3 separate regions of the Homo sapiens genome follow, and regions 2 and 3 are each linked to region 1. Evidence: read pairs that join two places in POLR2A ChIA-PET (ENCODE). Cell type or tissue: PC-3. All regions are shown on one strand.

What was found. Peaks named below come from ENCODE experiments on the same cell type or tissue, not always from the same donor. Only the 100,000 strongest peaks of a DNase experiment are listed, where the experiment ranks them.
Region 2: POLR2A ChIA-PET joins it to region 1 with 11 read pairs; 2 of 35 experiments call an interaction of 5 or more read pairs at or near these places.
Region 3: POLR2A ChIA-PET joins it to region 1 with 13 read pairs; 2 of 35 experiments call an interaction of 5 or more read pairs at or near these places.

What each region holds. Positions count from the first base shown.
Region 1 is chr11:122,879,265-122,887,264 of GRCh38, reverse strand. JHY (junctional cadherin complex regulator) reads right to left here and starts at 4,506. Exons shown (of 9, transcript NM_024806.4): 1 at 4,293-4,506; 2 at 1,072-1,504. The coding sequence starts at 1,415. RefSeq lists a silencer at 4,028-4,387. In PC-3, no CTCF peak of the experiment used is centred here; a DNase peak (open chromatin) is centred at 3,714; H3K4me3 peaks cover 2,264 bases; H3K27ac peaks cover 999 bases.
Region 2 is chr11:123,158,750-123,166,749 of GRCh38, reverse strand. The region is part of intron 1 of CLMP (CXADR like cell adhesion molecule); the gene reads left to right. Among named protein-coding and RNA genes, the nearest start is that of CLMP, 32 kb to the left of the region's middle. RefSeq lists an enhancer at 1-13. In PC-3, CTCF peaks have their summits at 590 (motif pointing left) and 2,894; a DNase peak (open chromatin) is centred at 7,969; H3K27ac peaks cover 1,402 bases.
Region 3 is chr11:123,079,893-123,087,892 of GRCh38, reverse strand. It overlaps CLMP (CXADR like cell adhesion molecule), which reads left to right. Exons shown (of 7, transcript NM_024769.5): 3 at 3,180-3,381; 4 at 4,046-4,213; 5 at 4,686-4,808. LOC124902775 (a long non-coding RNA gene) reads right to left here. Exons shown (of 2, transcript XR_007062927.1): 2 at 3,016-4,879. Among named protein-coding and RNA genes, the nearest start is that of HSPA8, 22 kb to the right of the region's middle. RefSeq lists an enhancer at 3,978-4,272. In PC-3, no CTCF peak of the experiment used is centred here; a DNase peak (open chromatin) is centred at 4,112; H3K27ac peaks cover 1,943 bases.

The DNA.
Region 1 (8,000 bases):
TATTTTAGCCTCATAATAACTGGTTAACTATTATTATTATCCCATTTTTACTGATGAAGAAACTGAGGCACAGAAATATAATTGGACTTGGCCAAGGTTATACAGCTAGTAAGTGGCAGAGCCACTATCTGAACCCAAATGGTCTGCTTCAGACACCATGCACTTCACCACCACACTAAAACCTCCTCCTAATCAATAGCTTTTACCTTCTTCTGTACTCTCATATCCTCAGTGCCTCAATTGTAACAGAGTGATATCACACATTATTTCATATTCCCTTACTTTTTTTTGGTAGCTCATAGCACAAGGTTAAATCCCTTAAATTCTGGTTATTAGATTAAATCTTTATATGATCATACAAGCCCTGAGAGGTAGACCTCTACTAGCTTTGAATGGGCCAAGTAAGATTCTACCCCCAATTATTTGTACTTTATTGACATTCATAGCAATCCTGTGAGATAGGCAAGTCAGGTTATTTGACAGACGAGAAAAAGTGAGCCAAAAAAAGAATTAAGTGGGTCAGGCATGGTGGCTTATGCCTGTAATCATAGCACTTTGGGAGGCTGAAGTGGAAGGATTGCTTGAGGCTAGGAGTTCAAGACCAACCTGGCCAACATAATGAGCTCCCATCTCTATTGTAAATATTTAATACTACATAAAATTTTTAAAAAAATAAAAAAAAGAGTTAAGTGATTTATTCCAGATTATACACTAAACAGCAACGCCTGGACCAAATCAAGTCCACCTGACTCCACATCCTTTTCCATACCCGGCTTTCTGGAATTTCTCCCAGGTGAGGTCCTAGTGCGGAGACACTTGGAATATGGACAGGAAGTAAATGGTATGAGAAATGCGAATTGCCCTTATTAATACCCATTGCACTTTTTAATTAAAAAAAATCTGAATATGGAAAAAACATGGTGCCCAGCTATCCTTGGCTGCTTGGAGACCTGTCTCACACACGGCGCTCATTAGGGCAGCTTGCCCTTACTCTAATTTGGAATGACGACAGTAATTATCTAATGATACATTTTAGAGCCCATTATTATCTTACACAAGCCAATTCCTTACCTGTTATTGGCGCCCTGGTCCCAGGTATGGTGGTTTTGCTCGCGAGCCATCTGAGCTGCTTTTCCACTTGCTTCCTCTTCCATCTCGTGCAGGCTTCCCCATCGAGGGCTTTCCTCCTCGTCTAAGCTGTCGGGCTCCATACCGTTGCCCCGGATTCGATCATCAAACTCAGAATGGCACATAATCTCTTGCGTGAGGCTTTCTGAATCAGATTCCAAGGAGTCTTTTGAAATCCGATGTAAGTCTTCTTTCTTCAAAGGTGGGTGTGTGGACTGGACATTTAAGTTGGTATGAAGGACAGGAGATTGAATAGAGAGCTTGGGAATTAGTTTACGTTTACTCATCTTGAAAAATGCAAAAAATTAACAGGGGATACTCGTGTTGATAGGAGCAGCTGGCTGATATTTAAAGTTGTGGTTCACAAAAGCGTTACCTGAAAAAAAATATATTTATGTTACTCTGCGACCACTAAAATCTCAATACTGTCAACGTTAATCAAATATTTAAATGAGTAAGAGAACCTTGTTATATTATCTGCAGGCTTTTGTATGCACCCTTTTGTGTGTATAAGAAAGGTCTATTAGAAAAACAATTGTTTTTCTCTCTGCAGAAACACATCTGATGTAGCGCTCATAAGCAGCCTGAGTAATCGAATGCAGTTTTATTGATGAAATAAATGGCTGCTTGGAAGTGGATTCCTATTTCTAGCTTCCAAGGGCTTGTTACAGACAAGCCTGGACTAAGACAAATGGTTAATTATGGACAGTACTTTGATAGCCTTATTTCAAATGCCCAAATAACTATGGGCAATATAAATATGGTCCGTAGTTATTCATGGATAGAGTAAAACAGGTTCAGGGGCTATGTTTTGGAAAGTAAAGTAAGAAGAAAGAAGAGTGTAGTTTTCCATAGTTGGAACTGTAAATGGGGAAGCTGTTTTGTTCCTAGACCTATATGGGCTGGCAACATCATTTGGAAAAGACTTTCTGATAGCCAGGTTGTGACTAGATAGGAACATATAATTTAGGTGGACATAAATGGAGATCAACCTCATCCGGTATTTTTTAAAACCCATAATAACGATTAAAACTGTTCAACAATCACGCCTGTAATACCAGCACTTTGGGAGGCCAAGGTGGGCAGATCGCTTAAGTCCAGGAGTTCAAGACCACCCCGGGCAACATGGCAAAACCCCATCTCTACAAAAAAAAAAAAAAAATACAAAAAATTAGTGGGCATGGTGGGATGGGCCTGTAGTCCCAGCTACTCGGGAGACTGCGGTGGGAGGAGGGTCACTCGAGCCGGGCAGGCAGAGGCTGCAGTGAGCTGGAGTGCCACTGCACTCCAGCCTGGGTAACAGAACGTGACCCTATCAGAAAAAATAAATAAAACTGTTCAACAAAAGATTTAGTGGTCTTGTGAATTCTGCCACTGAGCGATCCAAAGCAGAGCCTGGAGGTCTACATTACCGAACGGGATGCTATCCTGGGGAAAGTTGAGTGGGTGGGAGATTGGCCTGAATTACAGCTAAGAGTTAGCTGGAGTCCCTTCCAACTCACTTACGAGTGTGATTCAAGTGAACCTGCACTGTCTGTAAGGGTCATTATAAAGAGCCATGGAAAGGGTGCTTTGAGTTCATGTAGGACCGAACGGACATGATGTTTTTGGATTGTGCTTCCTTTCATCTCTACCTAGCATTTCTATTTTGGTCTATTTTCTATCTCACTGCCTTTATACCCATTTTTTTTTTTTCTGTGAGTCAGGTAACAGAAACCTTTACCATTAGAAATTGCTGTAAAATTTGTCTTAATGGCTTGCTCTTGTTCTTTTGGCAAATCCTAACTTTAATTAAATGACACAACCTTATTACTATTCCTAGGATTGCTTATAATGTTGACCTTGTTGCTAATGTTTGCAAGGAGCATCATCAAATCCTTGGAGGAAAGCACCTTAACAAACAACAGGCAAAAGGGAACGTTCATATGTAAATACACACGAAGTGAGTTTTCTATTGAACTCGAAGTCTGCCCTGTTGGTAGACTAACATATTATTCTCTAATATTACAGACTGGTTTGTTGTATTATTTTGTCTCTTATTTTTAAAATACATATTGCATTCTGCCTTATTATTTTAATTGTTGCTTTTTTAGGATGTGCCAAGAAAGCAGCAAATCTATCAAATACTAACACATTTTAAGTAAAAGAGATTGTTTAACACCGGTTTTACTGGAGGAGCTAAGGTCACTGAATTTGAGATCCTGAAGAGCAAGCTTAAGCGTTATAGTGCAACTTAGAATTACTCTTAAAATAATTCAGTCCCTTGAACTTCTCTTCTTAAATGAAATAGGCTAAGCTTTCTTGGAATGAATAAAAAATAAAACAGTAACCACAGAAGATAATTTTGCTGATGTTAGCAGATTCCTGAAGTTTGCTAAAGTATGCAAAGAGCAAAGCCAAACGCCACAAAAGCTGGGTTTTCTGTGGAGGCCTGATCTTACCAAAACATGGGGTGGAAGAAGGAACAGCTGACAGCTTGAATAAGTTAGAAAGTGGGCGTTTAAATTTCATGAATGTGGCTCCCTCCTCCCGTCCAGTGAAAAAAAAAAAAGGTTGTGCCGCTGAAATTTCTGACCAAGAGAGGTGACTAGTCTCCTGAATAAACAAGACAGCGATAGATCCGATGGCACCTAGGGACTAAGAAGCGGCCAGCTCCCCAGGGATCCCTGCAGTGGGTCTAGTCCACTAGCATGGGACAATCGAACTTTCTCCTGGAGGGGAAAAGGAACCCTGCTTGGGCTCACCAAGATGAATCGTAAAGAAAAAGGAACGAACCCTGGTTTGAAACAGGCCGGAAGCTGCCCAGGGGAGGCGTTCGGTTTTCTACCTTTGCTTGTTCCTGAGGAACAAGGCCTGTCACAAGGGGCGTTTGGAGGTCCAGGAAGTGACAAGTCGGCGGGCCTGGTGCCCGGGACCGGTCCTAATTGACCGGGAACAGGGCTGCTCTGGGTGCCCGGGCGCCGAAGCCTCGCATGGCGGCCCCCCAGCCCCTTGTCGCGGCCTCGCCCCCTTGTCGCTCCCCACTCCGTCCCGAAGGCTCCCGCGCCGGCTCCTCCCCAGCTTGCTTGGGTGGTTTCCTGCCGTCCCCATCCCCAGTAAGCCCTTCCCGTTTCCCTCCCCGGGCGCGCCGCCCACCCCAGATCCGGGAGGCCACCGCCCGTCACCTGCCCGGCGCTCCTCCGCGGCCGCGACCCGGACGGGCCCCGCATCCTCCCGCGCCGCCGCCGCCGCCGCCCGGGCCCCCGCCCGCCCCGGCGCTGCCCTGGAGACCGCAGACAACACAGACGCCGGCGCCACATGGGCGGGGCAGGACCCGACCTAGGATCCCGCGTCCCGAACCGCACCCCCGGCCCTGGCACGGAGGCTGCAAACGGCCGTAATAACGACATCGGGGCAGAGCCGGAGGAGCCCGAACGCCCCGGGAGAGGCTGCCTCGCCGCCCGGACTTCCCAGCGCCGGAGGGCAGAGGCCACCCGGGGGAGGAGATCTTTGCCACAAATAAAACTACTAAAATACGCGAGGAACTGCTACAAATCAAGAAGAAAAGGAACCCAATTAAATAATGGGTAAATGGAAAGGTATTTCACAAACACACGAGAAATCTAAATGGCCAATAAATATCTGTTTATTGAAATGATGCTTTAATTCATTAATAATCAGAAGAAGGCCAATTAAAACCACAGCGGATAATACCACACTCACCATAAGTTGAGTCGAAAAGTCCAAAGTTGAAACGTCTGGCAGCGTCAGGTGCTAGGGAGGACGTAGTGCAAAGAACCGTCACCTTCTGCGGGCGGACGTGAGAACCGATGCAACCAACCATTTTGGAAAATGGTTTGACATTAGCCAGGATATGTATGCCTTGGGATCCAGCAATTTCACTTTTAGGTATTTACCCTAAGAAGTGCGTGCTCCTGTGCATGCAAACTGGAAATAACTGAACTATCCATCAAAAGAATGGTTAATTAGATTATGCTATTGCCTATACTGGCATACTACATAGCACTGTAAATGAATGAAATACAACTATGTGTAACAATATGGAGGCATACTAAAAACACAATTTTGAACAACAACAAAAACCCAGAAAAAGTACATACTGTATGATTTTTGTATATAAAAAACAGGCTAAATTACACTCTACAGTGATTGTGGCTCCATACTTAGTGGAGGAAACTATGAAAAAAAGCAAAAAAGCAATTTTATGGGAAACACTACCCACTTAGTGATTCCCATCAAGTTAGGATTGTGGTCGGTTCTGGCAGGTAGGGAGAAGAATGTTTTTGAGACTGTATTTCCTGACCTTAATGATGGTTATATAGATGTTCATCTTGTAAAAATTCATTAAGCTGTACATTTATGTATGGGTAGAATATTTCACTATCAAAAAAGGTTTCAAAAAAGAATAAAGAAAGGAAGCATTAGGAATTATCTTCACATTAAAACAACAAGTAGATTTGAATAACTACCTTCAAAGATTGGTTTGAGGCCAGGTGCAGTGGCTCACCCTGTAATCCCAGCATTTTGGGAAACCGAGCTGGAGGATTGCTTGAGCCCAAGAGTTCAAGACCAGCCTGGGGAAAATGGCAAAACCTTGTCTCTACGAAAATTTTTAACAATTAGTTGAGCGTAGTGGCGCGTGCCTATAGTCCGAGCTACTTGGAAGGCTGAGGTGGGAGGATCACCTGAGCCCAGGAGGTTGAGGCTGAAGTCAGCCAATATTGTGCCACTGCACTCCAGCCTGGGTGAGAGTGAGACCTTGTCAAAAAAAAAAAAAAAAAAAAAAGAGAATTCTTCGGCCAGGCACAGTGGCTCATGCCTGTAATCCCAGCACTTTCGGAGGCCTAGGCGAGTGGATCACCTGAGGTCAGGAGTTCAAGACCAGCCTGGCCAACATGGCAAAACCCCGTCTCTACTAAAAATACAAAAATCAGCTGGGCGTGGTGGTGCACGCCTGTAGTCCCAGCTACATGGGAGGCTGAGGCAGGAGAACTGCTTGAACCGGGGAGGCAGAGGTTGCAGTGAGCTGAGATGTGCCACTGCAATCCAGCCTGGGTGACAGAGCGAGACTCCATCTCAAAAAAATAAAATAAAATAAAAAAAGAATGCTTCAATACCAGTTGCCTCATTAATGATAGGAAACACAGGAAATTGGAAAATGTCTTTACTACCCAGCTTTAGCACTTTTTATTCTGTTTTTTATTTGAGTTAGTTTTTTTTTTTTTTTTTTTTTTTTTACTTTTTTGGCAGCAGGGACCTTGTCTTATGAGTACACAGTAGGACCTCAATGTCTGTAGAAGAAATAAAAGCAACGTAGCTGAAACCATTAGTGTTATTCTGCCCAGTATATTATACAAGGTATTATTATAGCAACTGCAAACATGCAAGCAAATTTCAAGCAAAAGGATTTAGTCCTAATAGTGGCTTCCAGAATATGTTATAGAATCAATGCTGAGTCATTCACACTTGTCTACTTTTGATGCTGTGGTTCTTTAGACTCTTCCAGTGTTTTCTGCACTATCCAGAAGAGATTTTAACTGGCTTTTCTGAAAATTAGTGGTCCCTACGTGATTCAGGAGTCTGTCAATCCAGCAGCTACTTGCAGAGACTAGTCACACATAGAGCGTGGGACACTCTGGGCTTGATCTTCCTCCTTCTCCCCTTGTAATGGCTGTCCTGAGTATCTGGAGTGACTAAAGGGTGGAATAATCAACACGAGTGGTAGTCAGGGTCAGTGAGAAGACAGAAACCATGCCAGTTAGTATAATGGAAATAATTTAATATGAAGATTTATTAACTGAAAAGTTGAAAAGGGAACACAAGTGTCATAGAGGTAGTAAGTACAGGAAGCAGCTTCCACCTCTGTGGCTGGGGAATCACAGGAAAGAATTATTCACACTTAGAAGTATTAACACTGAAATTATTAACACTCAGAGCTGGGACCCAGGCCTCTCAGGAGGGTGAAATCCCAAGCTAGTGGGTGCTGGTGTCTTTGAAAAGGAATCATGAAGCTGGTTCTGAGAGTGCTGGGAAAACTGGAATCAGCTACTGCTGCTGAAACCAACTGAGCTGCTGGAGTGAAGAGACGTTGTCAAGGTGACCTCGAGAGGAAAAGGAAGGAGCAGTCCCTTTTCCAGTCTCCAGGCTTGGGGTCTCCCTCTACTGTCCCCTCCTGGCAGAGTAATACAAGGAGCCGGCTGGCAAAGAAAAATGAGGTTTGTAGGGGTTGCCCCAGCATCACGACCAGAGTATATGAGTGAAGCTGAGAGACAATGGTTTAATAAGCAGCACACTAATGCTCTGCTTTTCAGAATTCTTAAGGATTACAGAGTGCATGCAAACAAAATAAAACCATAAAGTGCATTGTTTTCATCTGCTGTTATGGTAATAACATTGATAATTTACATATGAATAGCACTTCACAGGGTCTGCAAAGTGCTTTTGCATATATTATCTTTTAGAATTCAGCTGTCAACCTGACCCTGAACTAACCAAAATACGCAGAATAGGAAAAACAAGTCAAAAAGCGCTTAAATACATGGGTTAGTAATACTGAACTGAGTTTACTCCTTTTCCACCCCATGCCACCCATTCATGCAACTCCCTTCTTTCTGTTTCCCTCTCCTACACATCACTCATGCTCTGTTCGTGAGGTCCTTCCTCTGCTCCATTTCCTTTTTGGTCTTACCCCTCCTGAGTCCACCAGACCTATGTCTAGCTCAGCAGCGTCTCCTCTAGCAGGAATTTTGTGGCAGTTCCCCCACATTGTCTGATGCTTCTTGGACCAGGGTGCTTCTCAAGCTGGAGCAGTTTTATCCTTCACGGAGAGTTGACAACATCTGGAGGCATTTTTTTGTTGTTATGACTTAAGG
Region 2 (8,000 bases), 280 kb before region 1:
AATACACTGTTGTCAACCATAGTCACCCTGCCGTGCAACAGAACCTGAACTATTTCCTCCTATTGGCAGCAGACTTCTGAGATGGTGGAGCTCTTATGGCCCCCAGTTTCTGAAAGTCAGGAAGACCTAAAAGCAAGAGAGCAGCTCACATTCAGGCTGCACCATGTCTTGCTGACCTGTTCTCCCACACTGGGGAAGGGTCACGGGCCTTCTAGTCCAAACACGGCCTGCTCTCATCTTGTTTAAACAAGGCCCAAGAGGCAGGCAGGCTGTCTGTGGTTAGGGAGGAAGATACAAGGCTGTTTGGGATTCCACGCAGCAGACTCTGGGCTATTGAAGCCGTCAGGCTGATACACAAGCTCTGTCAGGCTTGCAGCTCTTGGCATTCTGACTGCTTCCCCCATGACCATTTATAGTCAATCTCTCTGAAGAGGGTGTAGCCCTGGGGCTTGGCGAAAGAGATAAGGCTGGAGAAGAGGCACCTGGATGTAGGGATGCCCACAGTAACTACTAGAAACCTCGCTACATCCAACACTACCAGTGCCCCAGAACTTGGGCTCGACTGCTCCCCCTTCAGGCCTGCGAGGTATGAAGCCTCACGATGCGGAAAGGAGGTTGGAAGGTGGAATGAATGGAAGGATTGTGGCTGCAAATCATGAATTTTTGGTGGCATTTTGATGTAGGATGAGTCCATATGGCTTTGTAGTAGAGAATTCAGATCTTATGCCTGTTGAATTTTAAAATTTTCTCTTGAAATTTAAGACCTTTTTAAGCATACTGGAAGTAGCAAAACCTTAATAGAACTTGGGAAAATGAAAGATGGCTTGACAGTGTTGACAGTCCAATCTGGTTGCTGACTGTGGGAAGGCCGGCCTCTCTACATCACCTTGCTTCCCGTGGTATCTTCCTGGGGAGAGGGCACTAGGTCTCACTTGTCCTGCTTGTCCTGGGTAGACCCTGTGCTCTCTTAGTCCCTAGGCTGATGAAAGATTAAGGGAGGGTTTGGGAAAGGTCCCTACAGTCTTTGGGCTGGGTACAAAGAACACTGCTTTTGAAGCTGGCTCGGTGAATTTCTAGCAAGTCAGGAAACTGAAAATAATGATGCTAAAAAGAGGAAAGCTTTTAGTGGCGAGCTGCTAAGGCCTGGGGAATCAGTACTTTAAGATGGTCACCATGGACACCATGGACCTTTGTGCACCTGCCAGGATGCAGAAAAATAATAATGTCCTTGTTAACTATGAGAGGGACATCTGGGCATGGAGGGAAGGGATGGTCAGGAACAGGGCTAGAGTATTAATATTATGCGGTAGGTACCAGATACTGGATCATGGACTTCATATACACTATTTTGTTGTTTTAATGTCATAACTGTTAGTTTCATCCTTATGAATGAAGCTAAAGTTGTAATAGGTCAAGTAAATTGCTCAAGGTTTTAGACTTACCATATGGTGGAGCTGGGATTCAAACTTCTCCCTACTTTCAGGCTGTTTTTAGCAGCCTGTTTATACCAAGGTTAGCTACGTGTTTGGAACACTCCCTCCTGGGGGATGCCTTGTCATCAGAGGGCAGCTGACAGATCAGAAGATGCTATGGTGGATATGAGGATCCTTCCATCAGGCTGGTAAAAACTGGAAAAGTTGTCTCTGGTCTGAAGAGGTGTCTATTTTTATCAGACGCGTAGCCTGTCCCATGCACAATGTAGAATGATACTGTCAAAATCGCGTTTTTACAGTCCTTTTTCTAGAACTTTGTAGAGAGCATGACCCTTCTGTTACGACATCCTTTCTTTCTTGGACATATTAGAATATACTTGATTATGTTATAACATTCTTTGGTTAGTTTCAATTCCAATGATTCTAAGGTCACTTTTCCTAACTTTAGGAGTGTATTATCATGTTTTAAAAACATGTTAGTGCAAACTACAAACTCATTTATTCATCTAAATGTTTTGAGCACTTACTTTATTGAGGCTGACACTAGGTTCAGACTGGGAACAGGAAGATGGATAAGCTCATCTCTTCCCATGTGAGACAGATGCATAAACAAGTACAATGTTGTGTGCTAAATTGTCACGGTGTTTAAAGTGCTATACAGATAGCTACTCTCACTTGATTAGTTTTTCATTCATTTAAAAAAAAAAAAATCAAGCCAGGCATGGTGGCTCACATCTTTAACTCCAGCACTTTGGGAGGCCGAGATGGGTCAATCAACTGAGGTCAGGAATTAGAGACCAGCCTGACCAACATGACGAAACCCTGTCTCTACTAAAAATACAAAAACTAGCTAGGCGTGGTGGCACGTGCCTGTAATCCCAGCTACTGGGGAGGCTAGGGTGGGAGAATTGCTTGAACCCGGGAGGCAGAAGTTGCAGTGAGCTGAGAGTGGGCCACTGCACTCCAGCCTTGGTGACAGAGCAAGACTTCCTCTCAGGAAATAAAATAAAAATAAAAATAACAATAACTAAATCAATGAGTTCCTACTAATTGTGAGGCCCTATTTTAGGTACCAGGAAATCCAAGGGGAGTCTATTAAGGCAGACAGACAAAGAAATAGATAAATTATATGATACGAATGGGGGTAAATATAACAGATAAGGACAATTTTTGGTAGGTATTTACTATTGATTTTCGTAGAAGCAAATTATTTAGTACTTCCCCTGGAACAGAGCAAACACTGATAAATAAATGGTAGGCCATGTTGTTGTTAATATCACTATCATCACTACTGGAAAATAAATAGTTGGCCAATTAATTTGGATTTTTTTAATAAAACAAAATGTGGGCACTATTGTCATTGTTGCATTTTACAGAGGGAACCTGTAGACGATGTGATTGAGCGGCTCCACTGTACAATGATTTGCAGTAAAGATTCGAAATTTAAGCAGAGACACTCTAGCTCCCAACATCTCCCTCTAGCTGTGGGCCTCAGAACCCATAAGCTGGTCATTAGTCTGGCCCTCTCAGCCTCCACGCAAATTAATTCTGACTCTACCTCTAACCCCTAGGATCCAGTCCTTGAAAGATCTGACATTACCTTAGGACCTTCTCCCTCTCCTGTTCCCTACACTTAGTAAGTTGCCAGGCCCTAGGGGCCAGTGGTTCTCCCCTTTTACTGAAGGCTCCTGGCAAAATGCAGATTCTGATTTAGTAGGGATCTGGGTGGGGCTCTAGGTTCTACTTTTCTAACAAGTTCCCAGGTACTGCTGCTGGTCCCCAGGCCACGCTTTGAGTAGCAAGCCATAGATTACAGCTCCATAGTGTCTCTTTCAACTCTCTTCCTTTCTCTTGCTCCTGCTATCTCCAGCTCAGGCCATGCTTACTTCTCCTCTGGAGTCTAGACCAGGTTTCAGCCTCCTGAATGGTCTCCCTACCTGTAGCCTGTCTTTCTGCTCCATGCTACATGTGTCTGCTAAATTAATCTTTCTAAAGTATGACTTCCCCATGTTAATTCCTAGCTGAAACACCTTCAGTCACTCCTCACTGACTAGCAAACAGGACACAAATTTCTCCAACTGAAGTGAAGACCCTCTAAGATCTAGCCGTGGCATTTTCAATGGGAACTCTCAGGATTCCCATTGATTTATCCTGTTCTTTGTCTCCCTTGCCTCTTTGCTTAGGGAATTTGTGGACACCCTTCTTTCTCCTGACTCTTCTTCCTGCTTCCAGCTGTAGCCCTAATCTCCCCTTCCTTCAGCCCCCAAACCCTCTCCCTTCTTCAAGGTACAGGTACCCACTTTCCTAGCTGGGAATGATCTCTCCTGCCTTGAATCTGCCATGGCTCTTTGCCTAAATATGGTTATTTATGCTGATTTTTTATTTTTTGGTTTTCTTCTCTCTTTTTTTTTTGAGACAGGGTCTCACTCTATCACCCAGGCTGGAGTGCGGTGGTGCCGTCTTGACTCACAGGCAGCTTTTGAGCCTCCCGGGCTCAAGTGATCCTCCTGCCTCAGCCCCCCAAGCAGCTGGGACTACAGGCACTTGCCACCATGCCTGGCTGCTTTTTTTTGTATTTTTTTTTTTAGAGACAATGTTTCGTCATGTTGCCCAGGCTGTTCTCAAACTCCTGAGCTCAAGCGATCCGCCCACCTTGACCTCCCAAAGTGCTTGGATTACAGGTGTGAGCCATCACACCTGGCCATTTATGCAACTTTTATCTTCCCTTGTGGACTATAAGCTCCTTCATCTCTCTCAGCAAACCCCATAGCACCTCTGACGGTGTCTTGCTCCCAGCAAGCCCTCAATTAATTCATCCCAGGTGCCTGAAAGATTTATTTCCCAGTTCCTCTTAATGGATCTCTGTTCTATTTGCATTATACATGCATTATACATTATACACGTTCCTGTTTTGGATGTGTTTTAACATTATAAACCACCTCAAATCATTTTGGAAACTGGTGTGTTATAAATCATAAATAATCAGCTGAAGAGTAGACTCTCAGGAAATGTTTGTTAAATGAATAAATGGATGCTTTCTTCAAAGCTGAGTCGCTGTCTGTTCTTCCCACTTTCTCCTGCCTCGGGTCCTTCTGCTCATCTATTCCTCTGAGAGATCTTCCTGTAGCTCTTTAGAATCCTGTTCAACTCTAAAATGAGCTCTGTGTCCTCCAGGAACTTCCCCTTAGACTGAGCTGTTCTGTGGCACTCAGTGGCATTTGGTTTAACATTGTCCACTAAACTGTGAGCTTCTTCAGGTTGGGGCCATGTTCTCTGCATCTCTGCATCTTTCCTGTTGCCAGCACAGGGGTTCTCAATCCTAGCTCCACATCAAGGTTCTCTGTGCAGGTATTCAGGAGCTCAAAGCCTCATATTGTACATGAGGCCTACTGAATCAAGTGGTTCTCCAATTTGAGAGCCAGTGCATCGTTAGCACCTGCAGGGCTTGTGAAGACACAGATTGCTGGAATCCACCCCAAGGGAGTTTAGGTCCAAGAGTCTGCATGTGTAATACGTGACCAGATGATGGTGATGCTCGTCCAAAAACTACTCTTGGGGGACTGCTGTTCTGAGGGGTGACGCCCAGCCATTCTGTATTTATTTTTGTATATTTGTTTGTTTATTTATTTATTTATTTATTTTGAGACAGAATCTTGTTCCGTTGCCAGGCTGGAATGCTGTGGTGCAATCTTGGCTCACTGCAACCTTTCTTTCCCGGGCTCAAGAAATCCTCCCATCTCAGCTACCCAAGTAGCTGGTACTGCAGGCACATTGCCACCATGCTTGGCTAATTCTTTGTATTTTTTTCTTTTTTTAGAGATGGGGTTTCACCATGTTGCCTAGGCTGGTATCGAACTCCTGGGCTCAAGCAGTCCACTCACCTTGGCCTCCTAAAGTGCTGGGATTACAGGCATGAGCCACCATACCCGAACCCATTCTGCATTTAAAGAAAAAAAAAATCAGTGCTTCTCACATGCAGGCTGAGCATGACTGGTTTAGTGCATGGTAAGGGCTTGATACATATTTAACAGGTTAAATTATTTGCTCCATCTGTCTCAGTTCTACAGTCTCAAATAGATTATAAGTAACTTGTGATTAGAAACCAAGTCTTAAAGCACTGCTCTTACAAATCTCACTGGGCAGAACCCAGGGCTAGGCCCAGGGCTGGGCACGTAGTAGGCACCTGGTACATACCTAGTACATACCTTTGGACAAGTAATTGCCTTTCCTGTCCCTTTCCAGTGCTGCTGTCAAAGGAAGGCCAAGGAAATCTAATGCTGCCTGTTTCAATCAATAAATAGGAAGGCAAGTTTCTTGTCACCTTTTTTTTTTTTTTTTTGAGGCAGGGTCTCACTCTGTCACCCAGGCTGGAGTGCAGTGGTGTGATCTTGGCTCACTGCAACCTCCACCTCCTGGGTTCAAGCAATTCTCCTGCCTCAGCCTCCTGAGTAGCTGGGATTACAGGCATGCACCACCACGCCTGGCTAATTTTTGTATTTTTAGTAGAGATGGGGTTTTGCCAGGTTAGCCAGGCTGGTCTTGAACTCCTGACCTCAGGTGATCCGCCCACCTCAGCCTCCCAAAGTTCTGGGATTACAGGCTTGAGTCACTGCACCCCTCCCCCTTGTCAACTTCTTTGAAGAATTCATGCCTGAGATGTTTATAGAGGAAGAGGCTTCAAAAGGAAGAGAATGGAAATAGGACTAAGCTATTATACATCTTAGAAAACAAGTCAATCAGAGACTTGTCTCTAACTTGAGCCAATCCAAATAATTCTGCATAATTCAGCTCCTTTCCCAAGTTTCTCGTTGCATATCTGCTGCACTCTGATTTCCCCTTGAAATTAACTGCGTCCATGTGAGCCAGCATTTAGGAAATCATTAATAAGTGCAGTGAAGACATGCAGCAAAACATGCTTCTAAGCACTGTCCTTCTGAAAATGTCAGTATCTATCTTCTCAGGAAAAAGTTCAGGGTATAATTGGATTATTGAAATAAATTCTTTTACTTTCCTTTTTTTTTTTTTTTTTTTTTTTTTGAGACAGAGTCTCGCTCTGTTGCCCAGGCTGGAGTGCAGTGGTGCAATCTTGGCTCACTGCAACCTTTGCCTCCCGGGTTCAAGTGATTCTCCTGCTTCAGCCTCCCAAGTAGCTGAGACTACAGGGACGTGACACCATGACCGGCTAATTTTCGTATTTTTTAGTAGAGACAGGGTTTCACCATGTTGACCAGGCTGGCCTCAAACTCCTGACCTCCGGTGATCCTCCCGCCTCAGCCTCCCAAACTGCTGGGATTGCAGGCGTGGGCCACCGCACCCAGCCGGGATTATTGAAACAAATTCTTACCACCAGGGTCTGTTTTGTGGTTCTCCGAGCATTTAACAGCTTGTTACAAAAATAAAATTATCATCATCATCAGGCAGGAGGTCTTAAAAACAAACCAATGTGCTAGATGTAAACCAAAAAAATTGATACATTCCTCATTGTTCTTCCTTTTGGCTAGAAATTGAAAATAATTTTTTAAAGCAACAACTATTAATTGACTGAGAGGATTGGCAGAGAATTATGGAAAACACCTACTCATCCCTGCAGACTCAAGGTGCCACAGCCATCCTCCAAAAACCACCCTTCCTGTGTGCCCCCTGGGCCTCCCGCCACCTCACTGCCTTGTACGTGTCAGTTGCCCCTCCCTTATTCTGTTAAGTGTGAGATAATTATGCCAAGATTGAAATAGTAAGGCTAACATAAATTAAAACTGACACAGCACACCAATTTTATGCATTCCTTGACTCCAACCAGTAAGTGACAGGTTCTCATGTTCTCATTCAGATGCTGCCCACACTCATATGCTGCCTGGAGGGTACCCCAGGCTTGCCTGCCCACAGGAGACCTGAGAAGACACACTGTAGCCTCCTCACCCACCGCACCTGTTTCTTCCTCCTCCTTCCTGTCACATGCAGGCTTGCCCCATCGCCGGGCCAAGCGCAGCTCCGTCTTAGTAGCCTGCAAGCTCCCACGTGGACTAATTCCGTAATCTACTATGAGCACATTCTGGAAGGCTGATATTTACCTTCTCACTGAAAGTAACTGTTAAACTATTTCCGGGAGAGACTGGGTTTTTGCTGGGCTTTCCAAACACCATTTTAGGTATTTTTTAAATAACATACACACATCCAATTTTAAGCACAATGATTTCTTTAATGCTTTGACGGATCTTTGGCTTTTCTCACATTTTCGAAATGTCTTAGAACTAGGCCTACATAGCAACTACTTCATGAACTGCTTAAGGGAGGTCTGACTTATATTTGACTCCCAAGTGCCTAGCACAATCCCTGGCACATAGAAAGGGGTTCAGTGCATTAGACATAGAATAGCAATGGTCATAGATAATATTCACTGAACATTCTCTCTATGCCACACATCGAAGCCCTCGATGCAATTATATTATTCAATCTTAGTAATGACTACCTTGTGTGCTGTGTATCACTAGCACCACCCTTTGTAAATGAAAACAACCTGGGGCTCACAGGGGTGAAGAAACTTGCCCAAGTTCAACAGCCAGGAAGTGA
Region 3 (8,000 bases), 200 kb before region 1:
CCTACAGAGTACAACAGGATGTGGGGCCAACAACACCCTACAAACATTTTTCTGTTTTGTTTTGTCTTGTTTTGAGGCAGAGTCTCACTCTGTCCCTAGGCTGGAGTGCAGTGGCATGATCTTGGCTCACTGGAACCTCTGCCTCCTGGGTTCCAGCGATTCTTCTGCCTCAGCCTCTTTAGTAGCTGGGACTACAGGCATATGCCACCACACCCAGCTAATTTTTGTATTTTTAGTAGAGACAGGGTTTCACCATATTGGCCAGGATGGTCTCGATCTCTTGACCTCGTGATCCACCCGCCTCGGCATCCCAAAGTACTGGGATTACAGGCATGAGCCACTGCACCGAGCCGCAAATATTTATTTATTTCATTTTATTTTTTTGAGACAGAATCTTGTTATGTTGCCCAGGCTGGAGTGCAGTGGCATAATCTCCACTCACTGCAATCTCTGCCTCCCAGGTTCAAGTGATTCTGCTGCCTCAGCCTCCTGAGTAGCTGGGTTTACAGGCGCACACCACCACACCTAGTTTTTTCTTTCTTTCTTTTTTTTTTTGAGACGGAGTTTCGCTCTTGTTGCTCAGACTGCAGTGCAATGCCGTGATCTTGGCTCATTGCAACCTCCGCCTCCCGGGTTCAAGCAATTCTCCTGCCTCAGCCTCCCGAGTAGCTGGGATTATAGGCATGCGCCATCACGCCCGGCTAATTTTGTATTTTTAGTAGAGACGGGGTTTCACCATGTTGGTCAGGCTGGTCTTGAACTCCCAACCTCAGGTGATCTGCCCACCTCGGCCTCCCAAAGGACTGGGATTATAGGCGTGAGCCACCACGTCAGGCCACCTGTCTAATTTTTGTATTTTTTAGTAGAGACAGGGTTTCACCATGTTGGCCAGGCTGGTCTCAAACTCCTGACTTCAAGTGATCTGCTTGCCTTGGCGTCCCAAAATGCTGGGATTACAGTTGTGAGCCACCGCACCCAGTTACATTTTTTTCTTTTTTTAAATTTTATTTGTTGAGACAGGGTCTCACTCTGTCACCCAGGCTGGAGTACAGTGGCGCAGTCTTGGCTCACTATAGCCTCAACCTCCTGGGCTCAAGCAAACCACCAGCCTTGGTCTCCCAAAGTGCTTGGATTACAGGCGTGAACCACCACGCATCTGGCCCCCACAAATATTTAGAACAAACAAGTACCACATCCAGGAGAAGGGCTGTGATCCTAGCTCTTCCCCATCTGTGCCTAAAGCAGAGGGCTTTCCCTTGAGTGCTAGGAACCCCATGGAATTATCTGCAAAATAATATGTGAGTTTTTTCTGGGTCAGAGTTCATAGGTTTTATCTGATTGAGAGAACCTTCTCAGGAAAGGCTCTGAAGAGCTGTGGAGCAACACGTGATCAAAGGCAGGGTTGAGGGCTTGAGTGAAACAATTTGGAACAGCTGCAGCTGAAATGTGCCTGGGAGATGCCCATATGCTTGCATGCCTTTTTTAGTGCCCTTCTGTGTAGCTGGAATGCTCCCTCCAGGCCTTTTCTCCTTGCCTCTCAAAGCCTAGCTCAAATGCCACCAACTTGTCTGGGACACTCTCCTTGATACTATTTCAAATAAATCATTTCTTTTTCTCTGTTTAATAGTCTTTCCTTGTTAATCTCACTTGATTATAAATCACTTGAACCAAAGAAGAGATTTGCCAGGCGCAGTGGCTCACACCTGTAATCCCAGCACTTTGGGAAGCCGAGGAGGGTGGATCACCTGAGGTCAGGACTTTGAGACCAGCCTGGCCAGAATGGTGAAACCCCATCTCTACTAAAATAAAAAATTAGGGCCAGGCGCAGTGGCTCACACCTGTAATCCCAGCACTTTGGGAGGCTGAGGCAGGCAGATCATCTGAGGTCAGGAGTTCAAGACCAGCCTGGCCAACATGGAGAAACCCCAGCTCTACTAAAAATACAAAAATGAGCGAGTCATGGTGGCATGCATCTGTAATCCCAGCTACTCAGGAGACTGAGGCAGAAGAATTGCTTGAACCCAGGAGACAGAGGTTGCAGTGAGCCAGGATCGCACCATTGTACTCCAGACCGGGCGACAAGAGTGAGACTCTATCTCAAAAAAAAAACAAAAAAAAAAAAACATAAAAAATTAGTTCGGCTTAGTGAAATAGGGCAAAGGAAGCAATCAGATATGCATTTATCTCATGTGTGCAGAGGGGTAACTGTGAGTTCTGTCTGTCCTTTGTCCACAAGCAGTCACCTTGTGGGCAAATTGTGCAGGAGTACTGTAAGCTTTTTTTTTTTTTTTTTTTTTATCTTTGTAGCTATCTTATTTCTTATTCAGGAATAGAATGGAAGGCAGGCCAGGCGTGGTGGCTCATGTCTGTAATCCCAGCACTTTGGGAGGCCAAGGAGGGTGGATCACCTGAGGCCAAGAGTTCAAGACCAGCCTGGCCAACATGGCGAAACCCTGTCTCTACCAATAATACAAAAGTTAGCCGGGCATGGTGGTGTACACCTGTAATCCCAGCTACTCAGGAGGCTGAGGCAGGAGAACTGCTTGAACCCAGGAAGCGGAGGTTACAGTGAGCCAAGATTGTGCCACTGCACTTCAGCCTGGGTGACGGAGCGAGACTGTCTCAAAAATAAATAAATAAATAAATAAAACCAAGGAAACAGTCCTGTCTCATAGAAGTCTCTCAAATACTTAAAAAAAAAAAAAAAAAAGAATGGGAGGCAGGTTTGCCGACATCGTTCCAAGCTCGACCTTCCCTTTGGCTTCCCGAGGGGTCCCGAGGTTTCTTTTCCTTTCATAAGTCTATGCTTAATACATGCATAGCTGTACACTTGCATGGTTTCCTCCTTTCCTTGACTTAGCTGTGTGAACTTCAGTATGTAAGTCAAACTTCAAATTCCTTACCTGTAAGATGGAGTGGTTCTGAGCATTTAATATAATACTTTATAACTAAAATGCTACACAAACATGAAGTGTTATTATTTTTGGAAGGAGAGGCAAGGCCTAGGTGCAAATGTACTGTATTTTTAACTTTTATTTAGAACAGAGGTCTCTTGGACTCTCAGCCCCAGGCTTGACTACTTTGTGCCACTGGGAGTACTCCCTTTCCTCTTCTTCACACCATCAGGAAAGGCAGGCTGAGAGTTACGCTGCTTGACTCTGCCTCGGTCTATCCCACAGGTGATCACTTACTCCAGTCGTCATGTCTACAATAACTTGACTGAGGAACAGAAGGGCCGAGTGGCCTTTGCTTCCAATTTCCTGGCAGGAGATGCCTCCTTGCAGATTGAACCTCTGAAGCCCAGTGATGAGGGCCGGTACACCTGTAAGGTTAAGAATTCAGGGCGCTACGTGTGGAGCCATGTCATCTTAAAAGTCTTAGGTAAGATAGGATGCCAAAGTGAATGTCTACAGCTTATTTCTAAGGTATCTAAGAGGGATAGCCATATGCATCACGGTGGTACAAAACATCATGTTCAGTACTTTGGATTACACATTCAGAGGTCACCTCGTCCAGTTCCCTGGAAAGAAATGTGTATCTTCTGTATTATAGCCATAATAAAAAATGAAAATATAAGAGCAATTTTCCATAGTTGTCCATTACAAAACATATTCTCTAATATTTAAGTGGGATCTTCATATTTAAGTCTCTCAGATATGATTCAAATTCATTTCTGTTTTTTGACAGCAAGAGCTACCAAGTTCTACTTAATTGCTTCCAAATTAATACACTTCTGTATCAGTAAAACCATGCTCAACTTTCCTAAAATGTCCAATAATAATGTGTCTTCTTTGAGAAGTAATGAGGCAGCCTCTGCCCCAAAAATTAAAACAGCACCACTGGAGTTGCGGGTATGTGTGCTTAGGGGATGGAGGTGGATGTTTTGGTGGGGGTAGTGTAAAGCAAGGCTAGTTGAATCCCCACTCAAAAGTTGACCAAAACAGATGGCTGGAGAAGCAACTCAATAGGACATAATTTTTCCATTGAATCTGGTGTTTGGGGATCTTTGAATCACTACACTTTTGCTTGTTGTTGCTGTTGCCAGTGAGACCATCCAAGCCCAAGTGTGAGTTGGAAGGAGAGCTGACAGAAGGAAGTGACCTGACTTTGCAGTGTGAGTCATCCTCTGGCACAGAGCCCATTGTGTATTACTGGCAGCGAATCCGAGAGAAAGAGGGAGAGGATGAACGTCTGCCTCCCAAATCTAGGATTGGTAAGTCATCTTCCTACCAATCTATTGAGCCAACAAAATAGTCCTCTATCCGTGAGCTCTAAATCAGCTTTCTCAGCAACTCACTATGTGACCTGAAATACCCTGCTGAACCTCCTGAACTGCCATTTTTAAAATCCATTAACTAGAACAGAAAATCTGTCTTTCCTTTCCTCAAATGACATGTAAAAGTAGTAAAAGAGATTGGAAGAAATGTACTACATAAATCCACTATATCTAAATATTATGTTTAGTATCCCTTAAATGTTCACAATCTTTTGTAACTTTTGAGGATGTGCTACAACTTAAAAAAAATGTTTACCTTTCTTCTCATGTTCCCAAAGGATATCTTTTCCATCATTTCATTCTTATCAAATAGCATTACGGAATCTCAGCTCAGTGATACAATAAAGTAAACAATAAATATAGATACCATCACTAAAGGGATTTACAGTCATTCTTTCTGCTTGTGCAGACTACAACCACCCTGGACGAGTTCTGCTGCAGAATCTTACCATGTCCTACTCTGGACTGTACCAGTGCACAGCAGGCAACGAAGCTGGGAAGGAAAGCTGTGTGGTGCGAGTAACTGTACAGTGTAAGCATCCAAAGAGGTTTTAGTTTCATTTTTCTGTTTGTTTTTGCATTGTAGATCAATGTTAAGACATTCTAATCATAAGTAAGAGTAAGGTTAAGGTCAAAATCTTTATCTCCAGAAGGATATGGCTATCACCAAAATAAATTCAGTAGTTGCAAAGACCACTCAACAATTGACTGGCCAGGCACAGTGGCTCACACCTGTAATCCCAGCACTTTGGGAGGGCCAGGTGGGCAGATCAGTTGAGGTCAGGAGTTTGAGACCAGCCTGGCTAACATGGTGAAACCCCGTTTCTACTAAAATACAAAAATTAGCTGGGTGTGGTGGGCGCCTGTAATCTCAGCTACTCAGGAAGCTGAGGCAGGAAAATCTCCTGAACCTGGGAGGCGGAGGTTGCAGTGAGCCAAGATCACGCCACTGCACTCCAGTCTGGGTGACAGACTGAGACTCCCTCTCAAAAAAAAAAACACACACAAAAAAAACCAGCCCAGCGTGGCGGCTCATGCCTGTAATCCCAGCACTTCGGGAGGCCGAGGCAGGCAGATCACGAGGTCAGGAGTTCAGCCTGACCAACATGGTGAAACCCCATCTCTACTAAAAGACAAAAAATGAGCCAGGTGTGCTGATGCGTGCCTGTAATCCCAGCTACTCAGGAGGCTGAGGCAGAAGAATTGCTTTAACCTGAGACACGGAGGTTGCAGTGAGCCGAGATGGTGCCATTGCACTCCAGCCTGGACAACAGGGCGAGACTCCAACCAAAAAAAACAAAAACACACCAGTTGACTCTGTATTTACAAACATGTGAATTAGCCAGCCCCCTAAAGAAATTCACTATATCCAGGGGAGTACTAAATAAACACCATTCCTAAAAACAAAAACAAACAAAACCGTGCAGCTAGTTAGTTATATGCCACTACCATTCTAGGCAAGTAGATGAGATTTCTCCCCTCCACAGAGTGTTTGTGAGTGTGTATGTGCATGTGCTCATGCACACACACGTGTGTACATGTGTTATAATCAAGAATTTGATTTGCTTCAAGTACAGATGAGAGACAGTAGTAGGCGACTAAGAGCATCAGCCGTGGAGTCAGATAACTGCCTGGATTTCAATCACAGCTACCACTAACTCTGTAGTACCTTAGGCATATTTCCCAATCTATAAAGGAGAATAATAGTTAACTGTCTCATAGAGTTTTTCTTTTTTTCCTTTTTTTTTTTTTTTCTGGACAGGGTCTTGCTCTGTCACCCAGGCTGGAGTGCAGTGGTGTGATCTTGGCTTACTGCAGCCTCTGCCTCCCGGGTTCAAGCGACTCTCCTGCCTCAGCCTCCTGAGTAGCTGGAATTACAGGCACATGCCGTCACACCTGGCTAATTTTTGTAGAGACAGGGTTTTGCCACATTGGCCAGGCTGGTCTTGAACTCCTGGACTTAGGCGATCCACCCTTCTTCACCTCCCAGAGTGCTGCGATTACCGGCATGCGCAACGCCACCTGGCCTCTTAGAGTTTTTCTGAAAAGTTAGTAAATGAACACATTTACTTACAACTGCCTAGGAACAGGGCTTGACATACAGTGGGTGTTCAGTAACATTAGCTATTATTATTATTTCTCCTTAATCAATTTAGTAACTTCAGACTTTTGACCAAATCCTATATCCACAAGCCATGTTTGCAGTGTTAAAATTTATTTGGTGCAATAAATAGTATGCCAGGCTTATAATCTAGAGATTGAGTCTTGAAAAAAGACAGGATAAACCAAGTTGAAAGACAAAAGGAAGCAGGGCATGGATATTAATCTTTGTTACATTGTCTCCATAACATCTTTGTTAAATTGTCTCTAATTTCTCAAATGCTCTTTGGACCACTTTTAACATTTTCCTAACCCCCACCCTGTTTTTTTTTGTTGTTGGTTTTTTTTTGTTTTTTGTTTTTTTGAGACAGAGTCTCACTCTGTCACCCAGGCTGCAGTGCAATGGCGTGGTCTTGGCTCATTGCCACCTCCACCTCCCAGGTTCAAGCGATTCTCCCGCTTCAGCCTCCCGAGTAGCGAGTAGCTGGGACTACAGGTGTGTGCCACCACACCTGGCTAATTCTTGTATTTTTAGTAGTAGAGACGGGGTTTCACTATGTTGGCCGGGCTGGTCTCAAACTACTGACCTCGTGATCCGCCCACCTCGGCCTCCCAAAGTGCTGGGATCACAGGTGTGAGCCACCACACCCAGCGCCCCCTTATTAATAAGTTAAATAAAACCTTTAATTTGTCGGAATCAGTATTTTACTTTTTTCAAAGTTATACTTCAACATTCTGTGCCTATTTTGGTTTAGCTGTTTTCCCACTGATTTGAAAGAGTTCTTTATTATGTATTTATATACTCTACTTATTAGAATTTGCATTCTGGTGGTTTTAAAAATATGTCCAAGTAATGATTTGCTACTTCTCCCTTCAAGAGATATACCTTTGTCGAGGCGCAGTGGCTCACACCTGTAATCCCAACACTTTGGGAGGCCAAGGCGGGCAGATCACTTGAAGTTGGGAGTTCGAGACCAGCCTGACCAACAGGGTGAAACCCCATCTCTACTAAAAATAGAAAATTAGCTGGGCGTGGTGGCACATGCCCGTAATCCCAGCTACTTGGGAGGCCAAGGCAGGAGAATCACTTGAACCCGGGAGGTGGAAGTTGTAGTGAGCCTAGATTGTGCCACTCACTCCAGCCTGGGCAACAAGAGCGAAACTCCATCTCCAAAAAAAAAAAAAAAAAAGTACACCTTCATTCTCCTCTTTTTGAGTGTGATCTGAACTTAGTGACTCACTTCTGATGAGTATAATACAGCAGAAGTGATGGTATGTTGCATCTGCAAAAGCACTGCAGTTTGCTTTCTTAGATGTTAGATCTCTTAGATCTCAGATCACTCAGATCCTCTCTCTCTTAGATCACTCACTTTATGGGAAGCCAGCTGCTTTAAGAGCCTTATATAGAGGCCCATGTTTTATGTTTTATTTTAAGTGAGGAAACTGAGGCCTCCAGCCAACAGCCATGTGAATGAGCCATTTCAGAGGCAGATCATCCAACACCAGTCAAGCCTAGGAACAGGGCTTCACACATGGTGGGTGTTCAGTAACACTAGCTATTATTACTATTAACAGATTGCTGGATTTGACATCGAGCTACGAAGTCGCAGACTAATTCCTGGGG